Linked DNA regions of Mus musculus: all the other regions are linked to region 1. Evidence: chromatin loops called from intact Hi-C (ENCODE). Cell type or tissue: left cerebral cortex. All regions are shown on one strand. Each heading gives the region's core, and the rest is flanking DNA. Links, peaks and the distances in the headings are about the cores only. Region 1 holds the start of Spp1 (secreted phosphoprotein 1). Region 2 has its middle 19 kb from the start of Mepe. Region 3 has its middle 34 kb from the start of Mepe.

What was found. Peaks named below come from ENCODE experiments on the same cell type or tissue, not always from the same donor. Only the 100,000 strongest peaks of a DNase experiment are listed, where the experiment ranks them.
Region 2: a loop joins it to region 1, with 8 times the contacts of the local background. A loop is called at or near these places in 21 of 42 quality-filtered maps.
Region 3: it touches region 1 in a loop (2.8-fold over the local background); 21 of 42 quality-filtered maps call a loop at or near these places.

The regions. Positions count from the first base shown.
Region 1 is chr5:104,429,567-104,438,063 of GRCm38, forward strand. Spp1 (secreted phosphoprotein 1) reads left to right here and starts at 5,545. Exons shown (of 7, transcript NM_009263.3): 1 at 5,545-5,630; 2 at 6,809-6,876; 3 at 6,975-7,010; 4 at 8,089-8,169. The coding sequence starts at 6,823. RefSeq lists promoters at 27-5,567, 4,110-5,590, 4,641-5,631, a cis regulatory region at 4,147-4,161 and enhancers at 4,811-4,838, 4,843-4,851, 5,469-5,515, 6,327-6,646, 6,396-6,432. In left cerebral cortex, for the core only: a CTCF peak has its summit at 3,570 (motif pointing left); a DNase peak (open chromatin) is centred at 3,511.
Region 2 is chr5:104,339,760-104,348,256 of GRCm38, forward strand. No RefSeq gene overlaps it. Among named protein-coding and RNA genes, the nearest start is that of Mepe, 19 kb to the left of the region's middle. In left cerebral cortex, for the core only: CTCF peaks have their summits at 366 (motif pointing left), 3,316 and 5,262 (motif pointing right); DNase peaks (open chromatin) are centred at 332, 636, 3,340, 4,934 and 1 more place; H3K4me3 peaks cover 209 bases.
Region 3 is chr5:104,354,782-104,363,278 of GRCm38, forward strand. No RefSeq gene overlaps it. Among named protein-coding and RNA genes, the nearest start is that of Mepe, 34 kb to the left of the region's middle. In left cerebral cortex, for the core only: no CTCF peak of the experiment used is centred there; DNase peaks (open chromatin) are centred at 4,008 and 4,801; H3K27ac peaks cover 415 bases.

The DNA.
Region 1 (8,497 bases), core at 265-8,264:
GGAGAAACTGAGAGTTCTTTTCCATGGGATCCAGAAAAGATGGTGAAGATGGGGCTTTATGAAAGCAACAGAAAAAAATCTTTCAGGAATCACCAGTGCTGCATAGAAATGACAGACATTTTATGATAGAAGATTAATTTATTCATTCACTGAATGAATTCTGACATGTAACCTACAGAAACACATCATAGAATTTATATTATATTAATGATTCAAACATTAAAGAAAAAAATCAAACTTGTGCTGCAATTATTTATGTCCTGTATTTGTATGGGGAGAGGATATTAACGTAAGCATCCCTCAACAGCAAACAAGAAAATGCCTCTAGGGTAGGTGGACCTTGAAAATATCCACCTTAGCCTCTTTCCTGGGGTCCAGATTTTGTCTCTTTCTCTTTTTTGTTGTTGTTGTTGTTGTCGTTCTACACTAAAATGATCACATTCTTATATTAACTTACCATGGATTATCTACCAAAGATTACTTAAACATCAAGTTTTAACAAGTATTCTCTTAAATTGATTTCATAGAATGTTTTTGTCCCTTTATTCATTCTGCAAAACATCTGTCATTATTTCTTATTGATCCAGTTGGATGTCTGCACAAATGAGAGCCTGCGGCTGCTATCTTCTTTTCTGAAGCAGAGACTTCTCTCTTCAGAATCTCTGTATTCACCAGAGCCCGCCTCACTGTTGCTATAGGTGTGAAGTTCTCTGCGCCTATGTTGGATGCTGGATGAGAAGGGGGACTTCCTTTCCGGTCAAATCCCACAATGCTCTTTAAGTGACAGTTTGGGTAGAAGATGTTGACTATGACCCTTGCTGTCCACATCCCACAGTTTCCTTCTCAACCACACTTCCTTAACCCCAGTGGCTACACGAGTTTCAAATGTCATTTCATTTTCACGAGTATTCAACCCGTCAGTATAGGAATATATCATTTGAGAAAATAAATCTACTTTAAGGGGACTTCAACATGAAGAACGTTAATGTGTCCCCATTATGAATAATGACACATACATACATACATACATACACACATACATACATAAATATTAGAAAGTGGAACTGTATCTCAGTAGTAGAGCATGAGACTGTTTCAGTGTAGAACAGGAAGCCAATCAGAAGAGAAGGTTGGATGGCTCTAGTTCCTTGGGTTCAGTCCTAAGCACTGTTAGGAAGAAGGATGTGGAGAAGTAGAGGAGGAGGAAGGGGAGGAGGAGGAGGGGTAGAGAAGAAAGACAGAAGGAGTAAGGGAAAAGAGGAATAGGGGAGAAACAGGAAGAGGAGATGTAGGGGAGGGAGAGGAGGAAGGAGAGGAGGAAGAGGAGGAAGGAGAGGAGGGAGAGGAGAAGGGTAGGGAAGAGGAAAGTCGAAAGGAGTAAGGGAAGAAGAGGAATAGAGAAAGAGGAAGAGGAGGAAGAGGAGGAAGGGAAGGAGGAAAAGGAAGAAGGAGAGGAGAAAGAAGAGGAAGGGAAGGAGGGAGTTAGAAGGAGACAGTGGGGGAAGAGAGAGATAGTGAAGTACTAATAAGGAATAAGGAGGAGGGCTCCTTCATACACAGCTGGGAGCATAAATGAGTTTAATCACTCCACTGTAGGAATCAGCAATCAGCATGGGACTTTCTAAAACAAGCAATCTAGGAGGGCAAGGTGGCGTGTCTGCAGTGTATTAACTTAGGCAAGGTGGTGTGCATGCCTTTAATCCCAGCACTAGGGAGACAGAGAGGTGTAGGTCTGAGCTTGCTTGAAGGCATCCTGCTTGACAAAGCAAGTTCCAGGACAGCCTGGACTGTTGCACAGAGAAATGCTATCTCAAAAATGAAAATAAGCAAAAACCCCTAAAAGTAGAAAGACCACATGACACAGATATGCTATATGCTCAAGTTAACACAACACAGAAGTATCTTCAGCTCATATTTCCTGCAATACTATTCACAGTGCACCAGTGCCTTGTATGTGTGTGTGTGTGTGTCTATGTGTCTGTGTGTACGTATTTGTGTGTGTCTGTGTGTGTATGTCTGTGTGTGTATCTGTGTGTACGCGTTTGTGTGTGTGCCTGTGTATGTGTGCATGTGTATGCATGTGTGTGCATGTGTGGGTGTCTATGGGTCTGTGTGTCTATGTGTCTGTGTCTATGTATCTGTGTGTACGTATTTGTGTGTGTGTGTGTGTGTGTGTGTGTGTATGACCGTGAGAGAAGAGAAAGAAGTCTGAAGGAAGCAGTGAGATAAGATGGAGAGTGATAGACTTGATGTTACTTATTATGCAAGCAGAAGGGAAGACTCCTTGGGGGGCCAACAAAAGGTGACAAGAGAAAGAGGGAAAGGAAAGTCTGGGGAGAAAGAATAAAAATGTGTAATCATATACATGCATGAATATCACAGTGAAACCTTTCTGTGCCCTAAAACATATAAATTAAAGACATCAATTCAGTGAGGGTTTTTTCCCCCTCTGTAACATATCCTGGGCTTTAAGGTCAATTTTTTTCATTTGTTTTAGTTTAAAATTAATGATTACTCATGTAAGACCACCTTCTATAAGATAAGACCAACTTCTATACGACCACCTTCTATATGACCACCTTCTCGGAGGTGGATTTTGTTGTCTATGGCATTTAACAATGGGATAAAAGAATTTATATTATTTCTTAATACTATTTTCATGTCTGAATCTAAAAATCTCACCCTTTAGTGAATAATGTCTCCTTTCCATAGACTAAACTCCTGACAGGTTAGTTATGCTGGCAAGACAATTCCAAGACATCTGAATCTTTATTTGGGGACAAAATGAATATATGTAACTGAGAAAGCTGTACTATTACAACTGTACTATTACAAACTTCCAGATAAGGTGAATGTCAACTTAAGTGGCATTAAGCATTTAACTTTTCCAGTGATGTGGGAATTTTTATGTAAACAAGAGAACAACAATATTCTTTATGTTTCTATCTAACTTCTTACAGTATTTACATTTTAAGATCACAAATTACCCTTTGCAACTAAACTTCTTTATTTCCACTGACAAGATTTACAAAGAATTTGGGCATTTTAAACTCTTGCTCCTATCTACCAACTGTTAGCTGAGCCTGAGACTTAGAAATACAAGAGCTAACTAACAGTGCTGCATTTAAATTGTTTAATGTGTGAATTCTAAACAACTACAAATTCCCACTCAGGGAAAATGTCAGCAGCATAGTTGGATTCGGAAAGCAAAAGCGCGTGCCTCCTCGAGTTAGAAGAGCGTTTTGTCCTCTGCTTTGCAGAATTGCTCCCAGTGCAAAGCCTCATCCTCAAGGTCGCTGGTATGAGTGTAGGAAGAGGGAAGCAGACAGTCCTGTCGCAATGGGATTGCTGAAGGCATCAACAGAGCGGGACAGAGGTGCTTCGGTTCTCAGGGTCCCTGGCCCTGGTTGCCAACTGGGTCATTGCTGAGAAATACTTCCTTACTCGGCATTCTGGGAAACAGGGTGCATACAGTCGGCCTCTAAGGATGCATTCAGAAAATCTTCGAAGCCTTTGAGGGCTGTCTGTTGCCCTTTCTAGAAATGCTGCCATCGTGTGGCACTTGGGAGTTAGAATGAAAAGGAGTCCTGGAGGGGTCATATGGTTCAGCTCGAGGTGGCGCAGCTCCAGCAAAATCTATTCCTATACCTCCCTAATTCGTGTTGAATCATTCCTGTGGGCGCAGAGTAAACTGCAGTGAAACCCTGTGGACGGCTTGCTGCCTTAGGATTTGTGGAATTTCCCTGAACAACACTGAAAACACAAACTCCAGTGGGTGTTGTGCTTAAAGGGCAAAAACGCTTGTTGTTAGGTTTTTTTCTTTTAAAAGAAATAAGGAGTCTGTTTTTACAACGTTAAAAACCTGTGTGATTTATATTTGATAGTCATAGGAGTCATCTTAATAAAGTGTGTGCTAAGGACCTTCAAAGTAATAATATTAATTCATTTAGAACACATCTATCAAGAGATAACCCAAATGCTCAAAACAGTTTTGTGCTACTTACTCTAACTCTGTAGAAGATTACTTAACCTATATTCATATTAAAAGCAGGGTTTGGCAAGTAGCACTAATATCTAATACAACAAAGGTTTGACTTAACTTTAATCTCAATTTCTGCATGCCTCTTACATTGGAGATGTAAGGTAATAAGCCTGTGTTCTCCATTTCGGGAAAAGAAAGGAAGTAACTGCAGGGCAGTATTAAATATTTAAAGAAGTCTGCTTCACCTATAATTTTATCTCATTTGAATACCTCTTAACTATTCAGTAACGTTTTGTTAATACAAATTTTAAAATCTTTTTAAGTAGCCAACCTTATATATTCCAGGAAATAAAACTCAAAAAAGATAATTCAGAAATATAAGCTGTGTCTTTAAAAAAATATTCAGAGAACCCTTTAACGTGTACAGCTTAAAGATCAATTCAAAGGCATTACAAATTTCAGCTCCTTGCCTCTGCTGAAGATTTCTGTAATAGTTAAAATATACACGTTCTTTAACATGTGGGGGAAGGAGCATTGCAAAATGTGAAGTGCTATCAACTGCACTTACACTAATCCATTGTCCTGTAGATAGACTAAGTGACTTGCCCAAGGTCACACCTGGCACTGCTTACAGAAGGACTGAAAGGCAGTCTGGCTCCTGCAGCTTCCCCACCCAGCAAGCATTCCAGTCTCACAAACTGCTTGCTTAGGCGGGCTCTATCTGGAGTAACCACCTCTTCTGCTCTATATGGCCATTATAGTTTAGATAGCATCAGAACCATCACTCCCAGCTGCTCCAACAGAGCAACAAGGTTCACGAGGTTCACGTCTCTAAAGGTCAGTGGAGGCAGGAGAGGAATTCAGGGTCACTGTGTGGTTTGCACAAAGAGCAAGCGGCTGCATAGCTCAAGTGTCAAAACTGAGTTGTTACTTTGTTTCGTTTTGTTGTGAGGTTTTGTTTCTTTTGTGAGAGGGTCTCACTTTCTGTTGCCCCAACTGACCTGGAACACAGTATGGAGCCGAGGCTAGCCTCAAATTCATGGTGATCTTCCGGAGTACAAAACAGAGCCACTGTGGCCCGGCCAACCTAAGCTACCGAATACAAAGGCAAAAGGGAGGGTCTGAAAGTTCTGCCGAGACAGCAGTTTTCTAGATTTAAGTAAGTCTGAGAGAATCAAATTGTGTATCCATGTGGCCTTTATCTGTAACTTAGATAGGAGAATCCATACCTTTCATCCCCATTGATGTTTTTCTACTAATTCAGTAACTATAAACAAAGTCTCTGTGAGGGTGATCTACTCTTCCTTTCCTTATGGATCCCTGATGCTCTTCCGGGATTCTAAATGCAGTCTATAAATGAAAAGGGTAGTTAATGACATCGTTCATCAGTAATGCTTTGTGTGTGTTTCCTTTTCTTCCTTTTTTTTTTTTTTAACCACAAAACCAGAGGAGGAAGTGTAGGAGCAGGTGGGCCGGGTAGTGGCAAAAACCTCATGACACATCACTCCACCTCCTGATTGGTGGAGACTGTCTGGACCAGCATTTAAATTCTGGGAGGTCTGAGCCACCAGCAGCTCACACTGAAGAAGCATCCTTGCTTGGGTTTGCAGTCTTCTGCGGCAGGCATTCTCGGAGGAAACCAGCCAAGGTAAGCCTGCAGTGGCCCATGAGGCTGCAGTTCTCCTGGCTGAATTCTGAGGGTGAGTCCAGAGAACATTCTTTCAACAGTCGTATTTGTTAGTCAGACTCGTGCTGTTCTGGTCTTTTTGAATAAGCTGGTCAGGTACATTGCAGGTTTCCCGGTATTTTCAAAGCCAGTTGGATGTAGAAGTTAAAATAAATCTAGTTGGTCCTCTAAAGGAGAGAGAGAGATCTGCTAGTAATCTCTCTCTCTCTTTCTCTCTTTCTCTCCCTCTCTCTCTTCCTCTCTCTCCCTCTCTCCCTCCTCTCTCTCTCCCTCCTCTCTCTTCCTCTCTCTCTCCCTCCTCTCTCTCTCTCTCCCTCTCTCCCTCTCTCCCTCTCTCTCCTGTCACACACACATTGTAAAGTTCTATGTATCTTTGGAACAAATGTCTGCATCATTTTAAAGTGGCTGGATGACTGTGGAGACCAGTAAAGGAGGATCCTCTATATTAATATAAACCAGATACAGTTATTTTTAGAAAACTGTCTCACTTCAAAAGAGAACCTTCCTTAATTTCTCGCTTCTGCACTTGGCTTTTACAGTTTTCACTAAGGTCCCTGTGTGATAACACAGACTCATCAACATGCACAGAAAAGCTGTTGCCTGCTCTCAGTGTTTTATTTTTATTATTATTATTATTGTTGTTGTTATTATTATTATTATTAGTCCAAATAGAACATCTTACTCAAATTCAAAGATATCTTTGTTTCTTTCAGCTTTGTATAATGTAAGTTAAAATCACATTTGAAATGCAAATGGAAAAAGCAATTTTCTTTTATCATTCTATTTTCTCTTTTTCTTCCTTGCAGAAAGTACTCTCATGGTAGTTCGTTGCTTTAATTACTCGATTACTGTGAAACAAATCTTGGTGTGGAGCTCTAGAGACATCAGATAGTGGGGGCATAAGCTCTGAGACTCCAGACGTAAAGTTTGGATGAATAGAGTTGTGAAATTGCCCTTTTCCTTGCTAAGGATGAGAGGTGGAGAGGTAGAAAAGGCACACAAATATTGACTCACTGAAATTTTCTCTGAGATGTAGAAAGATTCCATAAATTATTGGTGACTTGGTGGTGATCTAGTGGTGCCAAGAGTGTGTTTGAACCTGACAAGACATCAACTGTGCCTCATAAAATATGTTGCAGGACTAACTACGACCATGAGATTGGCAGTGATTTGCTTTTGCCTGTTTGGCATTGCCTCCTCCCTCCCGGTGAGTACAGCTGAATCTTAGAGAGAATTCTTGAAAACAAATGAATTTTAGCTTTAGCACACTCACACGCATTTCCTTGTCACTTTTCTGTTTTAAAGGTGAAAGTGACTGATTCTGGCAGCTCAGAGGAGAAGGTAAGCACCTCCGGGTTGATCATTTAACTGAAGAATGTTCGCCAGCGTCGCAAAGGTTGCTAGGAACAGCAATTTTTTGTTGCCATTTTATTCATCTATATAATTAGACCTGAGTATTTCAAAGTACTTACTATGTATTTTAGACAGAGACAGTACCAAATCGGCCATTGTTTTTAATAAACAGATTCTCTTATAATTAGATTTTTAATATAATAAAAGCATGTTCTAGACAATTGCTACTTACATAAAGCAGGTCACAGGACCTTGAGTGACTGGTTCTTTCCTGAGTCAGCATGCTTGGAAAATCCTGCAGGCTGACTTTAGAAGGTCACTCAGATGTCAGCTGGAGCTGATCATATGACTATGATATTTACAATACCATCCAAGTCCATCTTGAAAAGAAAAGTCCATTTGTGCTGTTTGGATCTATTAGCTGACTTTAGATCACATTTTCCTAAATGAGAATGAAAACCAAACCAGTACCTTTACATGTTTCAACATAAGACCAGCAGCATTGGCATACCTGTGCCTCCACATAGGTAAGAATATGCTGGTGTAACACAGACCCTGTGCTTGGACAAAAAGGCACACAGAGTTCAGGTCCAAGTGTAGAGCGTCATTGCAGTTTCATTGCTCAGCGAAGACAGTCAGGGAAGCACTTGTGCACAGAATGTGTGAGCTGGTGGTGGGGCTGCCTGTCTTCCAACAGTCTGGAGAACATGGGTGCTCAACTACAATAACAAGATGGGAGAATTAACATTTCCATACAGGAAAGAGAGACCATAACTAGTACTTTAAAATGTCACAAGAGAAATATTTTTAAATACAAGGATGCATTTTAAAAAGAAGTAACAGTATAAGTCATCAAATGGGATTTAGGATGTAGCCGAAAAGCTCAAAAGTCAGTTTTCTAGAATTTCAGCGATGTAGGAGCAGAAGAAAATATTTAAAAAGCCTTTAAGAATATACTCCTAAAGATAAGCACTCGTTGTTCATGTTAAGGTTATGGCTTACAGAGCTCTGTGTTTCTTTTTTTAATAATAGCAAATGCATACTTTTTTTTTTTTTTTTGAAATAGCTTTACAGCCTGCACCCAGATCCTATAGCCACATGGCTGGTGCCTGACCCATCTCAGAAGCAGAATCTCCTTGCGCCACAGGTATTGTGTTTTAATTTCTCAAAACTGAACAGCTGGGCTGGATTGATGGCAGAGCTGTTCTTACAGAGGACCCAGGTTCAGTTCCCAGAACCTAGATATCAGTTCACATTCTTCTTTAACTCCATTCCAGGGGTCTGTTGTAGTCCTCTGATCTCCTTGGGGCTCGGCAGATACATGGAACACTACTACGCATGCAAGCAAAACAGTTACACACAAAAATTAAAGTAAACAAACAATAAATGAACAAAACCCTAAACTGCTAATGAGCAGCTACTAATCAAGCCACACAGGCTAGGTAGCCGGAGCTTCTTGCTTAGAAGTGAGTGTC
Region 2 (8,497 bases), core at 87-8,086, 90 kb before region 1:
CTGTTTTCTAGGGGACAGTTCCCTTGTTAGAGTGTTCCCCCTTCCCCATGTTTGAGCACACATGAACAGCCCTTCAAGGCACCTGCAAGGGTTATATCTGCTGCCTTGTAAGGGAACTGGAACGCCTTCACAATGTGCTGTTCTTAAATACACACGTGTACAGATCCAGTCCTGCAGAAGCCCACAGGACCCTCCCCCATCAGACAGGCTGCTCGTTCTCTCCGCTCTCGTGTTTCAGCAGGACCATCCTCACTGAAAAGTAACCTTGCATGGTCTCCAAAACGGACAGGTTTAGCCTCTCCTAGTTGCCTTTCAAAGGATGAGGAACATAGATACAGCCTGCCACCTTGTGCCCAACAAGAAGAACTGCCCATTCCCGGGAGAATCAGGGGTCTACCGTTTTATTTGCCTGCGGACAGTGCACTTCCTCCAAGCCACGTGCCTGGGTTTCTCCGAAAAATCAGGGAAGACTACCTGATACTGTTTAGCTTAACAAAACCCACAAAATGAGCACAATTTACAAAATTCTGTGAAGATTAAAAGGGAAGAAATACTCATGAGCTACTAAGTGGATAATGTAACTAAAGAGAAAGGTGATCAAGAATAAAGCATCAGACTTGGGGATAGCTTAGTAGATAAAGTGTCTACTGCTCATGCGTGAGGACCTGAGTTACCTTAGCAATGAGTGGGTGGAGTCAAAACAAGTGAATCCGCAGAGCTCATTTATTGATGGGATTTATTGATGAGCTAGATTTATTGATGAGCTCCAAGTTCAGTGGGAGACTTTGTATCAAAAATAGAAGATGGAGAACAACAGTGCAAGATATCTGAAGCTAATCTTTGGCCTACTCACACACACACCGTGTACATGCACACCCTTGCTGATACACACGTACACTCTTAAGTACCTGTACAGACATCACATAGATGTGTGCTTGTGCGCATGCGCATGGGTATACACACACACACACACACACACACACACACACACACACACACAGAGGAGGGGAGAGAGAGGGAGAGGGAGAGGGAGAGGGAGAGGGAGAGGGAGAGGGAGAGGGAGAGGGAGAGGGAGAGGGAGAGGGAGAGGGAGAGGGAGAGGGAGAGGGAGAGGGAGAGGGAGAGGGAGAGGGAGAGGGAGAGGGGTCAGAGGTGCCTAGTTCAATACTAAAAAGCCATAAAGGAGTTCCTTTAAAAACATGTAGACAGACCTCTACTGGTAAATAAGAACTTTGAAGTTGGTGGCTTTAGATTGTAGAGCATGCATTTTAGAGTTTAAGAAAGATCACTTCAGTTAGAGGACGGGGAGGCAGCAGTGATGAGCAGGGCGCTTCAGAGAGCAAGACAGAGGGAGACTCATGCTTATCATAGATACAAGGGCACTGGACAGGAGCGGCCAGGAACTGCAAGTGGGCCCCACCACTCAATAGACAGTGCTTTAAAGCATGAGGTAGTTGATTGTATTTGTCCCATGCTTAGAAATGTGGCTGTTGGCTATATTTGAATTTTCACAGTTTAAGTTGCTAATGGATTAGTAACAAAAGTTAAATTATCTTAATTTAAGCTTATTTGCTTAGGACAATGAGGCAGAGGGAGTCTGGAAGCTGTGGGTGTTGTGTTATATTAAATCAAGCAGTCATTTTGCAGTGTTGCTTCTGATGGGGGTGGTCTGGCACCAGTCTTGGAATAGCATGTATGATATAAGGTCGTGAATAGAGAATCTGCTGTTTTGATTGTAACAAGTTCCTCAAGTGATTATGATTATATTTGAATGAGTATATTCCAAATTTAAAATTACTGCCTTGGGTGTCTTTTCCAGTGACTATGAAATCACTTTTCTGGGTCTCCCATGGCCCACGGACAATCAAGACTTCTTACTAATTTGATTCTGTGGGCATAGTTCCATCTCTGATGAAAATAGCTGATCTTTATAGATATTTCACAGCAAGAAATAATAAAAAAGAATCAAGGCTCTTGGGCAGCAGCCATCGTTGGAAGTGTATGTGTCTCTACCCTAGCTCACAATTCTGTGCACAACGACCTGCTAGCTATCAAGCGTGAGTGTTGCTGGCCTTGTACTGAATGGTCGATTAGACAGGATATCCCAAATTGCTCAACACCATGTGTCTCTGTGAAAGACAGAAGGGAATGTGAGGAGAAGTCAGGAGGGAACTAAGGTGGCGCTCACTCTTGTAAAGGAGCAAGAGTTATGCATGCCGATGACAGTGGCATCTCCTGCTTCACATTGCTCAAAGCTCCGAGTGCTGACAAGAACTACTTACTGTGATAAGAAACTTTAGTCAGTACAATTTTTCATAGTGTTCCTTGAGTGTGTGGGACTCCTCTGTCTTGGTCCTTGGTTAATGTTGAAGCTCGCTAGTCCACAAGAGTCCAGATTATCAAACACTATGAGCCCTTCTCAGGCATGGGTCCCAGTCACAGCCAGACTTCAAAGCAAGCAACAGGTGGAATGAAGATGGAGTGTCCCCGTGTGAATGCTCCCTTGCTCCCCACGACCACAGGCAACCACCGCAAACAAGCCCCTCTCCAACTCTTGGAGGTGGCACAAGGTTTGCTCAGAGCACCCAAGTGAATGAAGTGTCTTCATTATTTCAGCTCACTCTTGCTTGTTAAGCTATGACTTACTAAAAAGCTTAGAAAACAAGCCTTTGGTCTGCTGGTATGGATTTATTTTATGAAATAATATCTCTGACCACAAAAGTAGAATTCTAAAAGTAAATATATAAAAGCAGTAAAGTAAATAAAATAAAAAGTAAATATACATAAATAGTAGAATAAAGTTTAAAAGGTAAATATATAATAAGTAAAATTAGAAAAATTAGAAAAATGCAAAGGAAAAACTGTATTTTACTGTTTTATAGTCCTTTGTCTACAGAATTCTTACATGTCTTGTAAGAAAACAACAGCAAACTTTCTACTCCTCTTGGCATCCTCTAATCTTACTTTATCTCAGAAAATGTTTTATACTAATGGCTTTGTCCAGCAATGGGTTGAGATGTAAGTATCATAAGCCAAGCTATTACTCAGTGATTCACACGCATCCTGATTGATGCTGTTTTCAGCCTACAGCCTGAGGCTCACCATGCCCCATGGACCATCTGTTGCAGAAATCTACCCCCAAGACGGTCCTTGCCTCTTACTCAGACCCCTCCAGGTAAATCCCCTGAAGCTCTCAGGTTCAAAACAAAACAAAACAAAACAACCCCAAGCCTTCCGTGCTCCCACAATAAGCTTCTGATTCCTTGGTCATGCTAGGGATCTATAATTAGGGTCGGTGTCCAGGCGATGGCAGTGTGCAGCTGCCCCGAGAACAGTTCCAAAGAGCTCTAAAGCTGACAGCCAGGGATTGATCAGGAGGTGGCAAACACTCACTTCTCAACAAGTGTTTTGAAATACACTGAGAGTTTTATTCTCATTTTCAATTAAATCTGGAAATTATCTCACTATAGAAAATTCGTTTTTAAAACTTTAAGCACATGCATCCCCAGATACTGGTTCTCCCTCCCTCGGTTGTTCCTTGGTTGCTGTAACTCTTCATCTAAGGGTTGGGTCGTGTGATGTCCCCCTTCCATGTCGGCATGTCCGCTGGTGCTGCCGTTGTTCATGGTTTGTTTAGGCTGCCATACTGTTGCAGTTTCCTGGCCGTAGCTTTCCAATCAGGTGCAGATGTCACAGTCCCACGACGGAATTCCTGGTCTTCTTCCACCGTGTTCTCTGGGCATTGGGTGTAGGGTTGTGTTGTAGATGTGCGGGCTGGGGCTGGGCACTCCACAGTCTGTCAGCTGTTCTCTGTGCTTGGACTCTGGACCTCTGTAGTGGTCTCTGTCTGGTGCTAAAAAGAAGTTCTTTGATGAGGGTGAGAGCTTACACTTACCTGTGGGCATTGAGGTAAGTATAGGGGGGGGGTCACTTTTAGGTTCTAAAAAGTAGTCAGAAATATAATTATATTATATATGTGATATATAATATCTATCTATATAGAGAGGGAGGGAGAGAGAGAGGGAGAAGGAGAGAGAGAGAGGTCATGAATTTGAGGGGGCACAGAGAAGAGGCGATGAGGAACAATATAAAATATAGCACACATGCATGAACTTTAAATAAATAAAATGGAAGCCGATGCCTCTCCTTATAATTTCCAAATTCCATTGTCTTTGAACTCCACGATCAGAAACAAGAGCTCTTGGGTTAGAATAACAAGCGCTGAAATTTCATCCAGTTTTCCTCTGTGTGCCTTTCCTTAGGAAACCCCACACTTCTGTTTCCTTATATAAATGATGGAATTTATTTTAATTGAAAATATCTCTTCTTTCTTACTCATATCTGGATCTTATTAAAACCCCACCAGCCATGCTCAGTTTGGGGATGCTGGCTGCCTCTACCACACCCCATCCCCACACCTATCACCACCACACCCTATCACCATGGTTCCTTCCTCCTTACAGTTCAGTCCTTAGAGATACGTAGGCTCTTTAAAGGAACCTGAGAGTCATCTGGTCCTAAGCACTTTTTTTCTATCCCCAATTGCTCCTAATTCTTCTATTTTCATACTTATTCTTTTAAAATATTTATTTAATTATTTATATATAATACATTACATATTATACTATACAAATTATTTATTTATGCACACACACACACACACACACATATATATATGTGTGTGTGTGTGTGTGTGTGTGTGTATACAAAGTGTACCCTAGTGTATATAGTGTACCACCTGTGTGCAGAAGCCGTGGATGTTAGAAGAGAGCACCAGGTCCCTTGAAACTAGAGTTATAGGTGATTGTGAGCCACTTTGTGCATTCTGGGTCCTCAGGAACTGCAGCCAGTGCTCTTAGAGGCTGAGCCATCTCTCCAGCCCACATGCGTATTTCTACAGAGATGTCTGGACGTGTGGCTCTGTGCAAGTGTGTCACTGCGCATGTGTGGCACTGCGTGGAGTGACTCATTATCTTTCCATGTGTGTCATCAGTTTTCTTTCCTTCTCCTCATTCACTTAAACAAGTTTCTGTCACTTCTCATGTGACCTTCAAATACACTTGTCATCTCCAGGTGTACAAGCGCAGTGATCTAAATATTTGGCCGCACACGGTGTGACGGTTACTTCCTTTATTTTGGCCACTCATATTAATAATCCTGAATTGCATTAAGCTTTTTTAAATGTATTTTTATTTAAGTTATGTGTCTATGGGGAGAAGGTCTCTGTAAGTAGGAGTGCATTTGCCTGTTGTGTCCAAAAGAGGGTGCTGTAAGCCACCCACGTGGGTCCTGGGAACCAAACTCAGGACCCCTGCAGTAGAATTCTTGCTCTGAGCCACTGCAGCCCCTGATTTCTTGACAGCTACAAGTCTATGTTTTGATGCCTGTGCCAAGGCCTTAAATTCAGTTTGAACTAATACCAGCTTCTCTTAATTCTACTTAATTTCTAATTTTAAAATGACCAATCTCTTTCAAAAGAGAAAATTAAGGCAAACCCAACCTTGCTAATCTTAGCTGGTTTTATTTGCAGCTTTGGGATCAGGCCGTGGCAACTCAGAAATGGTTTGAAAGGCCCCACACACAACATGTGCTGGTTGGCTTTATAAGTGAAAAGGAAGTGACCTGCAGGAAGTAGAGATGATGTTAATTTAGCCCAGCTGCGGTGACCAGCTGTGTTTAACCTGGCATGAACGGCTGTCTGGCTCTCCTTTGAGTTCAGCAGCTATGACTGTATTGCTGCAAGAGTTGGCTGCAGTCTGTTAGGATAGCAAGTTAGGTTATGGTTCCCTCTGTGCAGAGAAACCATTACGCCAAACATGAAGTAAGGACAGAGAAAGTTTGAAGCCACGTCTAGCATGATATAACGTTTCTTCACATTTGCTTGCTCTTCACATTTACTGGCTCTATCCTGAGGTCATGGGATATCACACACTCTCGGAAGCAAAAGAAAATGGTTGGATTTGCTACTGCTGTTTCATCCCAGTGGTTTTGAGCTCTAATTTTGTGATCCTATATATTAACTATCATTCCTACCTATCAATATGCAGTTGTTTCTCTACTGTTTATCTCAGTTGTTTGTAAAAATCTTTAACATATAGGGACCAAATGGGGCAGTGCCATATAGCACATTGATGTTGGCTTACCTGTTGGCTGAAGCTAATCCATCCATCAGTATCTTTTGAGTGCAGCTAACTATAAGTAGGTCTCTGTTATTGTTTTGAGAGAGAGAGTAGGTCTACAATCTGAACTCACAACACTGCCTAAGTCTGTATCACCAGTCCTATAACCAAATAATAAAATCAGACTATCTCCAAAATAATATTAACATGTGATTACTTGAGACTTAAGGACCTATAGACTACCTTTACTTGTGGGAAAGAAGGGGTCCTATTCCATTAACTTCTTAGGAATTGTGACTAAAATACCTAGACATATTTCAAACAAACAAAAAACCCAACACCATGAAAGTAAATGGAATTATTGTCCAGAAGCTTAAGGTCCAAAGAGTGACAGGTGGTAGATATCCGAGTTTTCTTCTTTCCCTTATGTATCCCACATTTGAAGCTATGTCATTGGCTAATGTGTTAGAAAGTACAGACAAAAATAAAACTGAAAAGCCAGCAAATTTCTTACACCCATCACCCAAGGAAACAGGAAAGGGACAGCAGGGGCAGGACTGGAAACTTTAGGCAATAACCATCCTCCTGCAGCCAGACACCACAGCACCACAGAAGGAAGGGACCCCACCTATGCAGGCCAACACTGAGGGAAGTCTAGACTTTCCACCCTTAAGAATCCATACAGGTATTCCAACTCCATGGCCACCAGCACCTAGATTCTGCCAAACTGCTAAGGAAATGGCCAAGACTCTCATCCCAGCCAAAGAGCTGGCTGTGTGGCATCAGTGGAGGACATGTGGGAAGTCTGGACTCTACCAACTCTCGCAAGGCCCCGTTGCAATAGGAGGGCCAGTGGAGAATCAGGGCTATGACCACTGCTCCAAAGTAATGATATCACCTATTCATGGTGCCAGTGGGGACTGTGCTGGGAGCTGGGAATGCCAGCACGGCCTGGAGTAATGAGCAGCTCACTCCACAATCACACACATGACTATACATGGATGCCAAGGGAGTGCTGACAGGGAGCCTAGGCTTCTATCCCTACCTATCATTGATTCCACTGAAAACACCACAAAACAGAAGTTTAACTGAATGCAAGGATCCTGGGAAGATGTTTCCATTGGTAAAGAGCACACTGTGCAACTTCGAGAACCTGGGATCAGATTCCTAGCATTTAAATAAAAAGACATGCATGACACTATATGTCTGTGATCCCAGAAGAAAGGAAGTGGGGATATATGGAGCTTCAGAGTTCATTAGGCAATGACCGTAACATGATCAGTGAGTTCTAGATCCAATGAGAGAGAATCTGTCTCAAAGAATAATATGCAGTGAGGTGAAGACCTGAGTGTGTACTCACATGCATGCTCATATGCACACACACACACGACACATATAGTCACAGTCTCAGAATATGTTCTGGAATATATATCCATGGCTTTAATGAAAAGCTGCCATCATCCTGTGAAGACGGCAATAAACCATACACATCAGCGCTAACATGAAGAATGTTAGGACCCAAAACATCATGAGACAGGAATGATAAAAAGGCCCCAGGGAGAAAGTGGTGAAGTAGAGAGAGACTCAGTCCAAAAGCAGAAGATCCATGCAGAAATGTTACAATCGAAAAATATTACTGAAAAGTTTGAAAGTTCAGTGGACAAGAAGGAAGGAGGGAATCCAAGAGAGGGTTGTGAAGCTGGAAAAGAAGACGAGAGAGATTATCAAGTCTCAACAGAGAGAAATATCCTGAGAAACATGCGACCCATGGAAACCAATCAGAACCCAAGCAATCACGGTAAAGATGCTCTGGGACCTCTGAGGTGTGACAAAAGCTCTAATCTTTGTGTCATTTAGGTTTCGGGGGCAGGGGGAAAGGGCAGAGCTGAAAAGGTATTTGGAGAAATAATGGGTAAAATGTGCTACCACGTTTGGCAAAAGATAAGAGCCTAAAAATTCAGGATATTATCAAAAATGGGGGGGGAACATAACAAATGCTAGCAAGAGCACAAAGAAAGAAGAGTTCTCACACCATTGCTGGACTGTTACATGGAATAGCCATTATGGAAAGCAACTTCACCAAACAACTAGAAATAGGACTGTCATGTGACTCAGGAATCCCACGGCCGAGCATGTATCCGAAAGAGCAGAAAGCAGCAGTGTGTTAAAGATATTTACGCGATTACATGTTCATTGCAACATTGCTCTCAATAGCCAACACATTAATCAACTGAAGTGTCCACAGGTAAGCCAACAGAAAGTAGATGCAGCCATAAAAACAGCACTGTGTCATTCCCCCAAACGTGGATAAAATCAGACAGTGTTTACATTAAGTAATTCATGCACAGAATAAAGTTCTGCATGATCTTACTTACAAT
Region 3 (8,497 bases), core at 86-8,085, 75 kb before region 1:
CTAAACCTCTAGGCTGCCTTCACTTATAAATTTTTCAATCTCCTCTCGATAATCTGTGCTTCTTCTGACCCAACTTGAGAATTCTTTTTATTCCTGAGCTGGGAAGTGCTAGCAGCTTAATTTTGTAATCCTCACACTTGCTTTATGTGAAAGACTCATAGTTCAGAGTTGATAAAGTGTTCCTTAGAAGGCCATGTGGATATTAAAAGAGAGCCTTTTTTTTTAAGGACTTTACCCTTGCAGGAGTGAAGGTTTACACATCATAGAAAATGAGCAAGGTAATCTGTAACAAAAATTTCTTCAAATATCCCTAAAGTAATAACAATAATAAATAATAAATAAGCAATACATCTCTACCTTTCCTTGATTCCCTTCTAGCAAGCATGATCTGTTCTGACACACTGGAAACTTGGACAGGGCTTGCTAAGAGCATCTTCATTATCTTTAAATTCCAACTTCTTCTTCACTATCTTTAAATGGCAACCAATGCACGAAGCACAATACCTCCTACCATGCTCCCAGTCAATAAATCTAAGCTGAATTCTCTATTCCAAGTGGTTTTTATGTCATAAATAATTCTACCTTGCTTCTGGCTTTCAGTCTCCATCCATCAATTCAGAAAAGTAAATCTCACGTCATCTTCTCCATGGACTTAAGCAGAGCAGTGGGGCTCCATGTTTCAAAAATCTTGCCTCTAAAGCCGAGGAAACACCTTATTTTATATCGTTACCCAATTCTCTGTGCACGTAAATTATAAAGCCATATGATATGCAGTATAGTAAATGGGAACTCCTGTCTTTATTCACTGTGAACCAAATATGTTCTATACATTTATTTCTTAATTTTGTTAAATAACCATGTTTCTGTAACTCTTCTTGGCTGTGTACCGGTGAAGATCTCGGTGGAGTATGAGGCTGAGGTTGACCGTGAGTTTCCCTTCTGTGACATAGTCTCTGTTTCAGAGCTGAATTTAGAGTTATTATTAATATAACCATCTAGCTCCTCTTATTAAATTTATTTCAAGTCATTTATAACACAGAGGATAGCATAAAATATGCTGGATAGGAGAGAGGGGGAAATGGTTTCTGTGACTTTGCATAAATAATGGGCAACTTTTACTTTACATGATTTCGTTTTCATTTCAGTAATATGGACTTCTTCCCAAAGAGTAACTTAAAATATGTGATCTGCAAACCATATAAACACAGTGTTTTCCAGAGTGCCACTTAGAGTGAACTGTTAGAAAAACAAGCACTCTTTACTTGCCTTCCCCTTAATTCAGGAAGTGGTATTCCAAACCTATGTACAAAAATGGTCAATGACAACACAACTTAAAAAACAAAAATCATCTCACTCTGGACACCAAGTTGGTTTCAAAGGAATGCCAACCCTCCTTCACTAGCTTTCCAAGTCCTGAGATTCCAAGGGCGAGCCATTACACCCAGCTAATACCATCTCTAGACTGCTTCTCTCAGAAATCTCCCAAGGGAAGAAGATAGGCTAAATTTTATGAAGAATACTCATTGTTATAAAAGCACCTAAAACAGCCAATAAGAAAACCAGTGGCAACCAAAACCCAGCCTCTCTACAGATTTCCCTGCAGTCCTAGAACTATTGCAATTGATACCCCTACAGCACGTGCTTAAACGTGGTAGAGGATTTAGAGTTAAGTTGTTTAAGAATTTAATACCCTAGTAGAAACCCTTAAAACAGAGATAAAGTACCTGTGAAAATGAGTTAACTCAGACCATGATAAAATATGAGAGGTAATTCGGAGGGACGCACGGTTCTGGGAACACCTGGATAGTTTCTAAGGCACACAGAGATTGCTGAGAATAAAGACGGCCAGAGAGAGCTTTTCAGTTAAAATTCAAGACTTGACACCTGTGATGGCTACTTTGATTGTTAACTTGATGGATCTAGTGTCACTATGGGAACAAGCTTCTGGACTTGCCTGTGGAGGATTATCCAGAATTAGACTGAGGGTGGGGCCATTGCATGGGTTGGGGTCCTAGACTACTTAAAAGAAAGCTAACCAAGGATCAGACCCTTTCCTGCCTTCTGGACTATGGATGCAAGTAGCCAGCCACCATGAGCTCCTGTGGCATGTCTCCTCTGCAGTGATGGACAGGGAGCTGGAGTGGACCCTTCCTTCGTTAAGTGGATTTTTCAGGTATCTTCTCGTAGCAGTGAGGCAAGTTATTAATACAGCATCACTTTGCTCTCCACGGTGCCCCACGATGACCATGACAGCCTGGTCCAAGCCAGGACAAGCTTCCTTTGGGTGGATTTAGCTAAAGTTTTCCTCAGTATTCACCATGAGCTCAGACTCTAGATGAACATAGAACATAATAGAACAACAAACCATTTGGAAGTTCTGGGGACTTCCTTCAGTTGTTTATAAGTCAGAGAAGAATTATATATTTGGTAGTCTGAGGATGCCACTCTGGCGTCCTTTTAGGCTCCACAGAGATCCCTCCCTTTTTAAATATAGTGGTTGTTTTTGGGTTAGACGCATGTTAAAATATGACACAAATCTTTCCTGGTGGATTGTTTAAAAACACCCAGTTATAATTAAGAAAACAGACACACACACAAATACACAGAGAGAGAGACACACACACACAATGTTGCAAAGGAAGGAAGAGGTTTCTGTAGTAAAGTGAAGACTGGCATTGCCAGTGGTTCACAAACATAATTTAAATCTATTATAAGATCTCAAATCTGTTCCAAATGTTTCTACCAAATCTTCCTTTCACTTTGTGCTAAAACATTTAAAGAGAAGAAAGGTCTTAAATAAAGATTCCGACTTTAAATTATCAGGGTGATGATTCAATAATATTAGTTCCGAGTGACATCTGAAGGTCTCACGAGAGTAATAGGAGATGGAGCTAATGGCATAGCTTTATTTTACTGACTTTTAAAATGCATCCTCCTTTGATCATATTTGTTGTTACTCTCCTGAGGTTCACGGCTCTGTAGCCCACCAAAGAGGAAATGATTCAGAGAAATAGCATGTCCTGTGCTTAGGAGGATGATTTGCAGTTCAACATAGTGTATGTTTATATCTGAAAGTATTCTGAGGTATCTTTACAAATATTAGTAACTAAACAAACTAATCAATTCACAGTTGTTCGCCTTGGGGTAAATATAGTCAGTTGTTTGTTTTGGTTTTAATTGTCATTTACTATGGAAACTCATTGCAAAAAAAATTACAAATGATGAGGAAGCATTTGTTGGTTTAAGCTCTCTTCAGTGAGTCTGTGAGAGGTTGGAAGTATGCAGAGAACAAGGTGCTCTAGTCAGAAAGTCACTGGCACAAAAGAGAAAAGTAAGAGGAAGTCACATGTCATCTGTGTTCCCCTAACTGAGCACTGTTATAGTACAATAGTGTTCTTAAATTTCAAATCTAGGGGAACAAGTTGACCCAAACATGAGCCAGAAGTGAGGCATGGTTAGAAATCTAGGTGCTATCCTCACCTACTTGAGATAAATCATACATACTCCTCCTTGAGATGAGGAGTCCAGGATGAAGGAGGGGAGGTGGCCTTGAGGAAATGACAGTAACTTGGAATGTTTGAATAACTAATACATAAGTGTATATTTCTACTTGGTCTAGAGGCTAATCCTTTTAAGCAGAAATGTCATTGTCAATCTCATTAAGTCTTGTGGACCACAACCCAAAACACTGACCACGGTTGAAGTGTCTGGAAGTTGTGGAAATGAAGAGAATTTAGATGTAAAGGAGTTGACATCTTCCAGGAGAATTTATGAATTTATGGTTTATTGGGCTTTGCTTTCTGTTACAAACAAACAGCAAGCAAACTAACAAACTTACAAACATAACAACAAAATCCTCTGCTTTGGCCAGCTACAAACTATGGAAATCTATAAGCAGTGCTGTGGGCTGAGCTAATCGAAACTCAGGCTTCTGTTTTCCTCTCCTCGGAGCACTGAGACATGTTGCTCTTGTCTTTGCTAAATATAGCCGCTGGCTTCCTGCTACTTTCACAGCTGACTGGAAAATTTCATTATGAAGGTGGAAAGCTAACACCATCATCCGATGAATAAGATGGTCAGCTGATAGCGCTCCTTGCAATGTGGAAAATTTATGTCAATGAGAGGTGCTGAGTGACAGCTAAGTTCGTTAAAGTAGCTCATTAGAGCGACAAGCAAATGCAGGGGATGGCCCTTGCTGTCTCCCTGTGCAGTTACTGCAACCTTGCTTGGTTGGAATCCAAGAAGGGATTCCTTCTCTCCTTATGCAGACCTGTAGCCTTTGCATATGTGATTTTAAGACGCTTTCCTGAGTCTTATCCAGCTCAGGGAGTTGCTTCTTTAAGGATCCTTGATGGGCGTCTGTTAGCATGTTTTTGTTGCATACCCACGGAACAGGCTTCCATTATGTGCAGACCTGTCTTTGTAACTTTGCCCGCATTTCTCTCTTATGAGAAGCCTTCATGCTAACAAAAGCACCTACAGAGTTTTGTCCGAGCAGACATTCATATTCTGTCAACTTTACCTGAAGAATACTCTCATCTCTCATCATCCCAACTGTCAACGAGGAGGTCAGGTCTGCACTCTGCCAGGCTGCTCATTAGATCCAGTGAGAACCGCTTAGTCCCCGGATCAGTTACATAATGTGTATCCTGCCCCAGTGTTGGATCTCCTTCCCACTGACAGAGGTCATTGGGTCAAAACTATAAAATTCCTAATTGCTCCCTACTGACCTGGGTCTGTTGCGTTCAGCACTAAGAGAAGGACTTTCCTTGTGATTGGATACCTGTCGCTGGGAAGATCCCTGTGGAAAGACTGAACTCACACAAAACTCCTCCTCACCATCTGATGTAAAGCTGTAGATATATTTATTCCATTGTGGTGTTGTGTAAAAATAATTGCAATCTCTCCCATCCCTATCTGTTAGTTGTAGAATTATATACTGCTCACTGTCTGACAATACTTTTTCTAACCTGAGAAAGACCTCTCAGCATTAATACATAGACATTTACTTCATACTTTATAAAACTCCTTACTATTCCATTATAGGAATCAAACATTTTTTAGGATTTTTATATTATTATTATTTTATTTTATTTATATCCCAAATGTTGCCCCCTCCTGGTCCTCCCTCCCAGAGTTCGTCCCCCTCCCCTCTCCTCTTTGCTTCTGAGAGGCTCCCCCACCCCCTGCCCCCAGCGCTCCCCTACTCTGGTGCATCACTTTTCTACAGGATTAGCTACATCCTTTTCCACCCAGACCAGACAAGGCAGCCCTCTGCAACATATGTGTCCAGGTGGAGGTGGGGTGTTGCTGGAACCAGTCTGTGTATGCTCTTTGGTTGGTGGCTCAGTCTCAGGAAGTTCCCAGGGGTCCAGGTTACTTAATCCTGTTGTTCTTCCTGTGGGGTTGCTATCCCCTTCAGCTCCTTCAATCCTTCCTCTAACTCTTCCACAGGGGTCCCTGACCTTAATCCAATACTGTGAGTATCTGCATCTGTCTCAGTCAGCTGCTGGGTAGAACCTCTCAGAGGACAGCCATGCTAGGTTCCTGTCTGCAAGCATAACATAGCATCATGAGAGTGTCAGGGTTTGGTGCCCGCCCATGGGATAAATCCTAAGTTGGCCTGGAATCAAATATTACGTAAACAGTCCCTTACTAATTAAAAAAAAAAGTGAGGTTTTGTTCTTCAAATTTTATGAATTTTATATATATTACTTAAACATTTTGTTTATGCGTTTTTGGAAATTTATCTATGAAATGTATTTCCTTCAAGTAGGGTTTTTAGCTTATAGAAATTTCCATGGGTTTATAAATAGTCTTCTTGCATGAAGGTATTTATCACACGTGTGCCTGTGCACGGGCATGTGCCAGTGTGCATGAGGTGAGAAGATAGTTTGCAGGACTCAGTTCTCTCCTTCACTGTGTGGGTCCAAGGGGCTGCGCTCTAGCTGGCAGGCTTGGCGGCAAGGGCCTTTACCCTCTAAGCCTTCTTACCCATCTGGCTTTCAGTTTTGAGAAAATATGCCAGATAGCTCTGCTTCAAAAAAAAAAATCCAAACCTAATTAATTCTTTTACAAAAGATCTATTAACTTATTTCAGAAAATTGTAGGTATGAAAACCAGCCACAAAGATGGAACATGCAAAGGCCTGCTAAAGAGGCAGACATAGTATAAGGGGGACCTTCATAGAGTCCTTCTTTTTAGGGAAGATGGAGAGAAGAACAGTGTCTGATGTCAGTGTATGAAGAGGGTCCTGGTTGGGGGAGAGAGTCAATAAATGGCAGTCAAGAAAATACTGAAGTGTGAGGTCATGACTTTGAATCCCAAGGCAGGTGTGGCAGCTTACAGCTGTGCTCCCAGAGCCAGGGGAGCAGACAAGCCCCAAGCAGACCTGGGGCTCTTTGGCCAGCATGTCTAGTTAAATTGGTAAGCTCCAGGTTCAGTGAGAGATCCTGGCTCGAGAAATAAGGTGGAAAATTATTCAGAAAGACACCTGACACCCTACATGTGTATACATGTGCACACATACACACAACATTGCACACACATAGCCCACGAGTACTCACAAACAAGGGTGAGAAGGTTCTCATAGCCAGGTGTGGAGAGCCGTGCCGTGAGCAATCGTGTGCGTGTCGCCAGTAATTGCTGTGGAGAGCCATGCCGCGAGCAATCACCATTATAAGATGGTGCTGGCCTCTGCTGTGCCTAACTAGTAAGCAAGCCTTGTACGCAGGTACGAGAGTGAACTCACTCCTAGTCACTCCCATTCTTGGGGTGTAATAGTGGGGTGATGGGCGAGCAACGAATCAGGAGCTGTCACGCCATATCAGGTGCTGAAACGTCATGCTGCGGGCTATAAAAGTGGCGCCATTTTCCCGGTTCGGGGTCTTCCTGAAGAAGTAAGCAATAAAGCTTTTGCCGCGGAAGATTCCAGTTTGTTGCATCTTTCTTGCCAGTCGAGTGGGACGCAATAAGTGGCGCCGAGGAACCCGGGAACTACCATCACACTGGCACAAGGAAGATCCCTCGTTCGCGGGGCGGAACCAGAACCGTGGGACAAAAGGCTCTACAAGGTACGTACAATCTTGAACTTTCTCCAGAGTTAGAAGCCCTTTTGATTGTTTGCACGGTGATTACACTTTTCCTTTCGGTTTTGTTTTGCTTCCACTACTGGAATTGCTGACTGGTTCTTAGTCGCGGTCAGGCCTGGACAGCGCCTGGACAGCGACCAGTTTCAGTCGCAGTCAGGACTGGACAGCAGCAGTATGGGAATCTCCCATTCTATAGTAGTGGCCTTACGCTCGGTGCTGAAGCAGTGTGGCCTAAAAATCGCCACTAAGACCTTAGAGGGATTTGTCAGTGAGATAGACCGTGTGGCACCATGGTATGCTTGCTCAGGGTCGTTAACTGTCGCCTCTTGGGACAAACTGAAAGGAGATCTAGTTAGGGAACAGCAGAATGGCAAACTTAAAGCAGGGATCATGCCGTTGTGGAAATTGGTGAAATCGTGTTTAACAGATGAGGATTGTCAGCAAATGGTAGAAGCGGGGCAGAAAGTTCTGGACGAAATTCAAGAAAGTCTATCAGAGGTAGAGCAGGGAGAGAGAGTTAAAAGTAGAGAGGAAACAAAGTGCACTGAAGAATTTAGGCCTTTCCACGGGCCTTGAGCCCAAGGAAAAGAGATATAAAGGAAAGAATGCCTTGGGAGAGATTAGAAAAAGGGATGGAAAGGGAGAGAAGAAGGGAGATCGAGCTGGAGAGGCACATAAGGAAAGGAGCCTCTACCTGCCACTGGATGAGTTTAAGCAGCTAGCTCTTAGTAGCTCAGAATCAGATGAAGGAGTTAGCTCCTCTGAAGAAATGGACTTGGAGGAGGAAGCAGTTCGTTATAAGGGAGAAAGGTACCAGCAAGGTAAAATGCAAGCTACTCAGTCCAGAAAAAGGCCAAAAGCGGCTGGCGAAAGCCAGCTTGCTGCTCAGCCTCCGGACTGTCGGCTTCAGGATCCTAATGTACCTCCGCCTTATGTGCAGAGGCACCATTCAGAGCCTTATGTGCAGAGGTATCATTCAGACTCATTTATTACAAAAGAGGAACAGAGGAAAATGCAACAGGCATTTCCAGTTTTTGAAAGAGATGAGGGAGGGCGTGTTCATGTTTCAGTGGAGTATATACAGATTAAGGAGCTTGCAGAAGCAGTCTGTAATTATGGAGTCAGCCCTAATTTCACTGTAGCACAAGTTGAAAGGCTTGCGACTCACACTATGACTCCTGGTGATTGGCAGACTGTAGTAAAAGCTGCAGCCCCCAGTATGGGGATGTATCTTGAATGGAAAGCCTTGTGGCAGGACTCCTGCCAGATGCAGGCAAGGGCCAATGCCACCATGGAAGGGGACCAAAGGACATGGATGTTTGAATTGCTTACAGGTCAGGGACAGCATGCTGCTAACTAAACAGATTATCATTGGGGAGTGTACGCCCAGATCTCAGCTGCCGCTG